3 separate regions of the Homo sapiens genome follow, and all the other regions are linked to region 2. Evidence: chromatin contacts called from ENCODE Hi-C or POLR2A ChIA-PET data. All regions are on one chromosome and are shown on one strand. The core of a region is the stretch at or near the end of the contact, and the rest is flanking DNA. Distances in the headings are between cores, read along the strand shown. Region 1 has its middle 8.8 kb from the start of TRV-TAC3-1. Region 2 has its middle 26 kb from the start of LINC02649. Region 3 overlaps FBH1 (F-box DNA helicase 1).

Evidence for each region. Hi-C counts contacts between places; a loop is a spot of excess contacts on that map. ChIA-PET counts read pairs that join two places held with the same protein, here RNA polymerase II (POLR2A). Pooled maps may share reads with other maps.
Region 1: a loop to region 2 is called in a map with no recorded cell type, with 4 times the contacts of the local background. The contact joins two enhancer-like sites. A Hi-C loop is called at or near these places in 3 of 37 single-sample maps with no recorded cell type and 2 of 50 pooled maps. POLR2A ChIA-PET finds 5 or more read pairs at or near these places in 1 of 52 experiments (GM12878).
Region 3: a loop to region 2 is called in a pooled map, with 2.7 times the contacts of the local background. The contact joins two enhancer-like sites. A Hi-C loop is called at or near these places in 4 of 37 single-sample maps with no recorded cell type and 3 of 50 pooled maps.

Annotation. Positions count from the first base shown.
Region 1 is chr10:5,843,669-5,846,368 of GRCh38, forward strand. No RefSeq gene overlaps it. Among named protein-coding and RNA genes, the nearest start is that of TRV-TAC3-1, 8.8 kb to the right of the region's middle. RefSeq lists enhancers at 322-621, 2,236-2,285, 2,436-2,535. Within about 2 kb of position 1,420, at least 6 of the 41 ENCODE cell types and tissues checked have a DNase peak (open chromatin) inside an H3K27ac peak, as active enhancers do; they include GM12878, where a contact is called at or near this core.
Region 2 is chr10:6,299,195-6,301,894 of GRCh38, forward strand. It overlaps a transcript of PFKFB3 not described here. Among named protein-coding and RNA genes, the nearest start is that of LINC02649, 26 kb to the right of the region's middle. RefSeq lists an enhancer at 1-892. Within about 2 kb of position 1,342, at least 15 of the 41 ENCODE cell types and tissues checked have a DNase peak (open chromatin) inside an H3K27ac peak, as active enhancers do; they include GM12878, where a contact is called at or near this core.
Region 3 is chr10:5,909,275-5,911,974 of GRCh38, forward strand. FBH1 (F-box DNA helicase 1) reads left to right here. Exons shown (of 21, transcript NM_178150.3): 5 at 1-20; 6 at 1,664-1,854. Among named protein-coding and RNA genes, the nearest start is that of FBH1, 20 kb to the left of the region's middle. Within about 2 kb of position 1,252, at least 2 of the 41 ENCODE cell types and tissues checked have a DNase peak (open chromatin) inside an H3K27ac peak, as active enhancers do.

The DNA.
Region 1 (2,700 bases), core at 170-2,669, 460 kb before region 2:
AAAAAACTGTAAGTCACTTATTTTAGCTATCTTTTTTGGGTAGTTTTATTTTAAAATCTAAGTCTTGGAACTTGTGATAAAGTTGAGCCTTACATATATTAAATTTTAAACCAGAACTGTATTTAGCTTTGTTTTAGCTTTGAAGAAGTTATCTATCTTTCACCATGGAAAGAGAAGCTGTACTATCAAAATAGCTCCTCCCCGCTCTCTGCTAAGTGAAAATGTGAAATCTCCCAGCTGACTACTTTCACCTGCATAAGTAATAATTTCCTTCTCTCCTTCTCTCTTCTCTCCTTTCTGTGTAGGGGGACAGAAGCCATATATATATATATATATATGCACATACAGTTTAGCTGTGTTTGGTAGTCAGAAAGACTAGTGACTAATTTCAGAGGAGATAAAATAAGAAGCTCTCATATCTTAAAAAAAAAAAGTCAAATGTGAGTCTTGATTGTCCTAGGAAACCCCCATTTTCAGGTCGGTGGTTTCTAATGATCTTCTCATCTTCCACGAAGCTTGGTCCAAAGGAGCCACATCGCTGAGGACTTTTGCTCTTCCCTCTTTGGAGACAGAAGCAAACAAAGAGACTATGATTTCCTTTTTTCTTGAGGGATCACCTTTTACAATATTTGCTCTAAATACATACTCCAAATCATAAACCTGAAACCAGGCACAGTGGCTCATGCCTGTAATCCCCACACTTTGGAAGGCTGAGGCGGGAGGATTCAGTGAGCTCAGGAGTTCAAGACTGTCCTGGGCAACACACGGAAACCCCGTCTCTACTAAAAATCAAAAAAATTAGCCACGTACAGTGGCATGCACCTGTAGTTCCAGCTACTAAGGAGGCTGAAGCAGGTGTATTGCTTGAGCCCCAGAAGTCGAGGATGCAGTGAGCTGTAATTGCACCACTGAACTCCAGCCTGGTCAACAGAGTGAGACACTGTCCCAAAAAAGAAAAATCATACACCTGGTCTAATTTTGATCAAAGGTTTTTTTGAGCCTTACTATAGGAATAGGCATTTCATTTGTTATATAACATATCATCGAAGATCTTTCCTTGCCAATCTGTCCAGGAGGACAATCTGTGTAGTCATTTGCCCTACGGCGACACAGGCAGCCTGAAACGTGCCTGGTGGAAATTCCTACACTACAGAATGGCATTTTGCTGCTTGCTGAAAATAACTTGTAAAGAAGAGCTGGTTCCAGATGTTTGTGGGTGAAACACGTTGAAAGCCATCTCCGAAAGCCTGCAAAATGATTTGCCTGCGAAGTGGACCACTTCGTCTTTGGGTGAAAAGAGGAAATTATTATTTACCCCTAAGGCCTGGGAAGAGTTTTTATTTCAGCTTGTCTCATTTTTGGATGCTGGCAGATGGGAAAAGCCAACAAAATAAATTGGCCGAGGTTGTTGCAATAGGTCACAAAGCTGGGGACATCTGATGGGTGAATTAATGTTACTGTCAGTTGCTTCTCTCTCCCTGACCACTCCTGTCACTTGGAAAAACACGGTAAAGATAAATTAACCCAGGCAGTGCGGAGCTGGCCATGGCCAATTTATAGTCACGTGAGCTCAGGGCCTGCTGCTGGCTCACTGCCATTTCAGCCTCCTTAGTAAGATCTTTTTTTTTTTTTTTTGAGACAGAGTCTCGCTCTGTCACCGAGTCTGGAGTGCACTGGTGTGATCTCGGCTCACTGCAATGTTTGCCTCCCAGGTTCAGGCAATTCTCCCATCTCAGCCTTCTGAGTAGCCGGGACTACAGGTGTGTGCCACCATGCCAGGCTAATTTTTGTATTTTTGATAGAGATGGGGTTACACCATGTTGTCCAGGCTGGTCTTGAACTCCTGAGCTCAGGCCATCCGCCCACCTCGGCCTCCCAAAGTGTTGGGATTATAGGTGTGAGCCACCTCACCCAGACTAGTTCTTTTTTTTTTTTTTTTTCTTTAATGGAGTCTCGCTCTGTGGCCCAGACTGGAGTGCAATGGCGCGATCTCAGCTCACTGCAACCTCCGTCTCCCGGGTTCAAGTGATTCTCCTGCCTCAGCCTCCTGAGTAGCAGGGATTACAGGCACCCATCACCATGCCTGGCTAATTTTTGTATTTTTAGTAGAGACAGGGTTTCACCATGTTGGCCAGGCTGGTCTAGAACTCCTGACCTCAGGTGATCCACCTGTCTCCGCCTCCCAAACTGCTGGGATTACAGGCATGAGCCACCACACCTGGCCTCTTTTTTTTTTTTTTAGACAGGGTCGTGCTCTGTCACTTGGGCTAGAGTGTAGTGACACAGTATCAGCTCAGTGCAACCTCCACCTCCTGGGCTCAAGCAATCCTCCCACCTCAGCCTCCCAAGTAGATGGAACTACAGGCAAGCCCCACACGCCTGGCTAATTTTTGTATTTTTTGCACAGACAGAGTTTCGCCATGTTGTGTAGGCTGGTCTTGAACTCCTGGGCTCAAGCGATCTGCTCGCCTCAGCCTCCCAAAGTGCTGGGATTACAGGTGTGAGCCACCGTGTCTGGCCAGCAAGTTCTTTTGTCATGGCAAAATGAAACCAAGTTGAAAACTGAAAAACAAAGCAGGGGGGAAGTGTGGTCCTTGCTGGTGGATTGTTCATTGTCATTAGCAACCCACTTTTGGTCCAGATTGATATCTGAACAGTAAAAGTGTCTGGTTATTATTGAACGGGTTGCTTTGTGTGCTG
Region 2 (2,700 bases), core at 92-2,591:
CCATGCACTCTGCATGCAATTTTCAGAAATGGTGTTTGCTTTTTTCAACGTTGGTTGTGTTGCTGCTCTAGACGAACCAGCTTCTATTCCTGTCTTTACTCAGAGGTAGGTAGGATTCTTCCCCAGGCACCTACAGACCTGACTAGGATTTACAGGCAGGGGTGAGTCAGCTGACCCAGGAGGGTGGCATCCCATAGTTAGGACAGAGAGAGACTCACTGGCACGTGCTGGGTCCCTGCGTTGTCCTAACGTGCCTCCTTGCAGGTAGCATGGCTGAGTCAGTGTGCCGTGAGTCACAGGCTGCGGGAGGTGAACTTGAGCCTCACTCCGGCATTGATCTTTCGCAGGGATATATTGTTAGTTCCCGTCTGTTAAGACCGATAAAGGGTAATAATTTACTGGCCTCAAGTTTGTCTTCTCTTTGATTTCACCAAATCTTCTCCTTATACAGGAATTGCTTGACCTTGACTTTTCAGGAATTTACCCAATTTTATACTCTTGGCGTCTCCTGGGCTTAGAACCCCTTACCTCCAACCTTGCTCCCTGGCTAACTTCTACCCTTCCTTCAAAGCTCAGCAGAGATGGCACCCCCTTTCTGAAACAGTCCCCAGTTCCTGGGAAGAGTGAAGGCCTGAAGCTGTGTTGAGGGTGGCACTTAGCCCCTGGTTTGGAGCTCCATGTTTCCTTCACTGTCTGCTGAACATTTTAAGGCGTCGATTTGGACTTTCCTAGGCTTGCATTCCCAGAGCCTAGTGCAGTGCCTGTTCAGAAGACTTTTTTTTTTTTTTTTTTTTTTTTTTTTAGTGAAGAGGGAGGAATGTTAAGCCTCACCAAGTCTGATTATGCTAAGATCACTTAAATTTTTTCTGCCTTTTCAGAATACCCATTGTAGTTAGGGTTAGTACCCATGGTTTGGCACTTACTGGTTCTGTGGTTGTTGGGTGCCTTGTTTGTCTCTTCGGGCGAGATGCGAGTCACTCCAGGGCAGCATCTGTTCCTCATATTCCTCTCACATTCTTTAAAGCCTCCCTGTGTGCACTCAAGCCACACAATGAACCTTCCTGCCTTTGCCCACAAGGCTGAGAACTCTTCAAAGTGAGACTGTGTCTTACGCATTTTCACTTCCTCCATCATTTGACACAGGACCTGGCACGTAACAGATGTTTAATAAATACTTGTATTTATTGAATAGGAATAGGTAGTAGATTCTAGAGACATAGTGAGCTCAGCTCAAGTTCAGTTGCATCAGGGAAGGCTCCCCCATGCCCCCGGCAGCTCCCTCTCTCTGTGCCTATGCAACCTTTAGCAGCATGAGCTGCCTTGAAAAGTCAAAGCCAGCTTTTCCAGAAAGCAACTCAGCAACTCTCTCCTGGGGCCAGAACTGCTCCGAAACGGGAACAGCTGTGTATATTCTTTGATCGTTAGCAGGAAACGATGTGTCGTGTCTCAAAGCACCTTTTCATGCTGCTTTCTTATTAACTCCACCCAGAAGCCCTTGCCTTAGCAAAGCCAGTCTCGCGAGGCACCGTGGAAGTCCAGAGTTGAGTGCAGCTGGGTTTGATTCATTCCTGGGCTTGATTTCTGGAATCCTCCTAGATTCCTTCCTGGGTTTGAGTTCTGGAAGCCTTGGTTTCTTGAGGCGATTATGCTGTAGGTACTAGAGAGAAGCTACTGCCTTTGAGAGAAGGGTAATTACGCAGGATTTGAAAGGAGACAGGAAGCTGTGGGTGCCAGAAATAGAGGAATCTTGTTCTTTTATTTTTGGCAACATCCAGCAAGGTGGGAGGACACCTGAGGGGAGTGCCTTTCTGGTGCACCATGGAGGCTGGTCCGTAACAGTGGAAGCTGCCATCTTGCAGAAGATTCCTCTGCCCAAGCTTGGCATGGCCAGACTTCGTGGGCCATGTGAACATGAGATGATATCTTGCTCTGTGTGCCTTCCTATAATTTGGGGGGAGATGTTGACTAGGAGGAGGCATCCACCATTGGGCTTTTCATTATCTCAATGGAATGGTGACTTGGAATTGACTTTGACTCAAGGAAATAAAGTAAGATGAGGATTTACACATACCTAGATTAGGAAACTAACCTTTATACCTAGTACATATGTACACCTGTAAGGCATCTGGTACAGTCCCTGGGTGCTTCAGGGACTTCATAAAGGTGCATTTCCTTCACCCTTACTTATAAATAATGGTCGATGCATATTCTTAGATCATTTGAGATACATCCTTAAAAACTGTTGAGCATTGATCAAAATTTGTTTTGGAAATAAACTTGTTTTTAGTGCCCCAGAGAAGCACATTGTTTCCTAAAGTGAAGAATCCTCATTGAAGATGAATTGTGCTAATCTGGATTTTCAGGTTTTTTACTTACTGCAATAACAGATAGATTGAGGAAAGTACCCTTTTATTTTCTCTGGAAAGCACTGATGGATGTAACTGATGACAACTTGACCCAGTAGGGCAGTTCGTCTGCCCTCAAGAGCAGCTCAGCTCAAAGGGCGGTGTGGGGATCGCCAAGTGTGATGGAGGCAAGTCCCAGGTGAAAGGGAGCTCTAATTCATCAGGATTCCTCTATCTTTATAAGAGAAGCTAATTTCAAATCACTTCCTTCGTTATGACTAAATTTCAGGAAATGAGGATCACATTATTCCAGTGCAGAGAACTGGGCTGAGAGTCACATGCTTTATTATCTGCT
Region 3 (2,700 bases), core at 2-2,501, 390 kb before region 2:
ACCTCTACGCTGCTGCCGGGGTAGGTCTGGAGGCTGCGGGAGAAGGCGGCATGTTATTTCACTGGAGGAAAGTGTACTGGTGATTCAGTTCAATTGAGGATGACTTTATATTTATTTTTAATGTCTGTATTTAATCTCTGAATGCTTTGAAGCATTCATGTTGTCATTGTCCCCAGTGGAGAAATAAAAGGCCATATAATTGTAGAGTCTTAGATGTAGATGAAATTTTAACAAATCATTTAGTCTGATTTCCCATTTGGTTGAGGAATCTTCTCTGAAATATTTCTGAAAAGTGGTCATCTAGCCTCTGAACACTTTTAATAATAGGATTTCTTTACAAGACAGCCCACCCCATTATCAACAAGTTTGCTTATTTGAAAGGGACAGAAAAATTAGGGGTCTTGCTATAGTCACACAATGAGGTAATGAGAAGCTGGAAATAACCCTCAGTCTCCTTGAATCTCAGCCCTGTTGCTCCTTTTCCAGTTCAGGGATTCCCAGATTTTATCTTCGAAGCTACGTGCAACCTCTGCGTGTGTTTTACTGGCCACAGAGGGCTGGGAACCCAGGCAACTGCATTTCTGTTTCTCTTGAAGAAGATGATTGCTGATGGTGGTGGAGTGGGTCTTCTTTCACAGGATGGTTGAAGTGAGAGGGGATGGGATGTTCCTTTCTTGGAATGCATTCTTTAACACAGAGACGTGTAGTAACTTAAGAATGGTAAAGGCTGGGCGTGGTGGCTCACGCCTGTTATCCCAGCACTTTGTGAGGCCAAGGCGGGTGGATCACCTGAGGTCAGGAGTTCGAGACCAGCCTGGCCAACATGGTGAAACCCTGTCTCTACCAAAAATACAAAAATTAGCCGAGCATGGTGGCATGTGCCTGTAGTACTGGCTACTCTGGAGGCTGAGACAAGCAAATTGCTTGAACCTGGCAAGCAGAGGTTGCGGTGAGCTGAGATCGCGCCACTGCACTCCAGCCTGTGTGACAGAGTCAGACTTTGTCTCAAAAAAAAAAAAAGATGAAGATCTGTGTCCACTATTGACTGTTTCTGTGTAAGCGAACATTTACAGAGACATTGCTAAGAGGAGCATGCTGTCTTCACAAAATAAACTTTCCATAATTTCATATTTATTTAACTTACAATGAACAGTTATTACTAATAATAAATAGCAAGTTAACACCGTCATGCTGGAGAACTGCCAGATTTTATTTTCCCCACAGCCTGCGTGCGGCCCTCTCCTGTGTCTGCGTCTCTCATGCCTCTTGGGTGGGCGCCCCTTGCTGGCTGTTTTGCTCTGGCCCTGCCAAGCACATATGGACCTGAGAGCCCCCATGGCCTGGAGAGTAGGGTGGGGAGATGACAGGGAGCTCATATTTTTAGACTGTCTCTCTGTCCAAGGTTCTATGTTAGATACTTCATCCGTGTTATTTAATTAAAGAAAACTAAGATCTCAAATCCAAAAGTGATGAGAAGGAGTCCAGGGCGAACAGAAGGGCTCCCCTGTTTCCCAAATACAACTTGGAAAGTTTGGATTCAGTCCAGACAGTCTGTAGCCAGCAGCTGGACCCGTGGCTCGGCTTTCCTGACTCCTTCCTGCTGTGATTCGTATTAACCATGGCCTGTGGGCTGTCCCTCCCTCCCTGTGCACCTGGCTTGCAGGGTGTCAACATCTGGGCCCTGGTGGCGGCTGTGGTGCTCCTCTCCAGCAGTGTGAATGACATCCAGCGACTGCTCTTCTGCCTCCGGAGACCCAGCTCCACGGTGACCATGCCAGATGTCACCGAGACCCTGTACTGCATAGCCGTGCTTCTCTACGCCATGAGGGAGAAGGGGATTAACATCAGCAATAGGTAATGCCCCGGGAGGAGGGGAGGGGATGCTGTGATAATGGGAGAGTCCCAGACACAGCAGCAGGTCCAGCCCTGCCACTTAGCAGTGTTAGCACCTGGCAGGCTGTGGGACCCACCTGCTCCACCTCAGTGTCATCTTCTGCAGGAGCCAGGGGCTGAGAGTTTGATGTGGAAAGGCTGGTAAGAGCGCCTTATGAACGTGCAGTTCTGAGCGGCTGCGAGATACCACTAAGGCTGATTTTACCATCATGGGTCCTGCAGCCTTAGGGGAAGCCCCTCGCCAAGAGAAGCCTTTCTTATTCACCCGTGGCCTCGCTTCCCTAGGAAAATGTTAGGCTCTACTTCCTCCATATCCCACTTGTGGGATGGAAAAGACTCATCCACCTTATCCTCCATGCGGGAGAGGCTATGGCGTGTCGGCTGCTGATTCACAGGGGCCCCGATGGTTTCCTCAGCAGGGTGGGGAGTGCCTGGGGGGTTGTGCATTTGACAAACACTGAACACCTGTGTGTGTCCGACAGTTGTCCACGAGCCGGTCCACTGTGACCGGCTTAGAGGAGTTAGAGGAGATTCCTGATCTAGTGAGGGAAGACAGGTCCTATGTAAGTAAATGTGTGAAATGGCATTTTAGTGAGTAATGAGCATTGCAGAGAAAATAGAACAGAGAGCTGTGGGGTGAATGCTGCTTTAGAGGGGTGGAAAAAGCTTCTCTGAGCAGGTAGTGTCTGAGTGAAACCTGAGTGTGGAGGAGGAACCGCCGTTTCACAACTGTGGGGAGAGCAGTTCAGAGAAGGTATAGATGCCTTAAGGGCCTGAAGATGGGAATGAATTTGGGACATGTGAGGA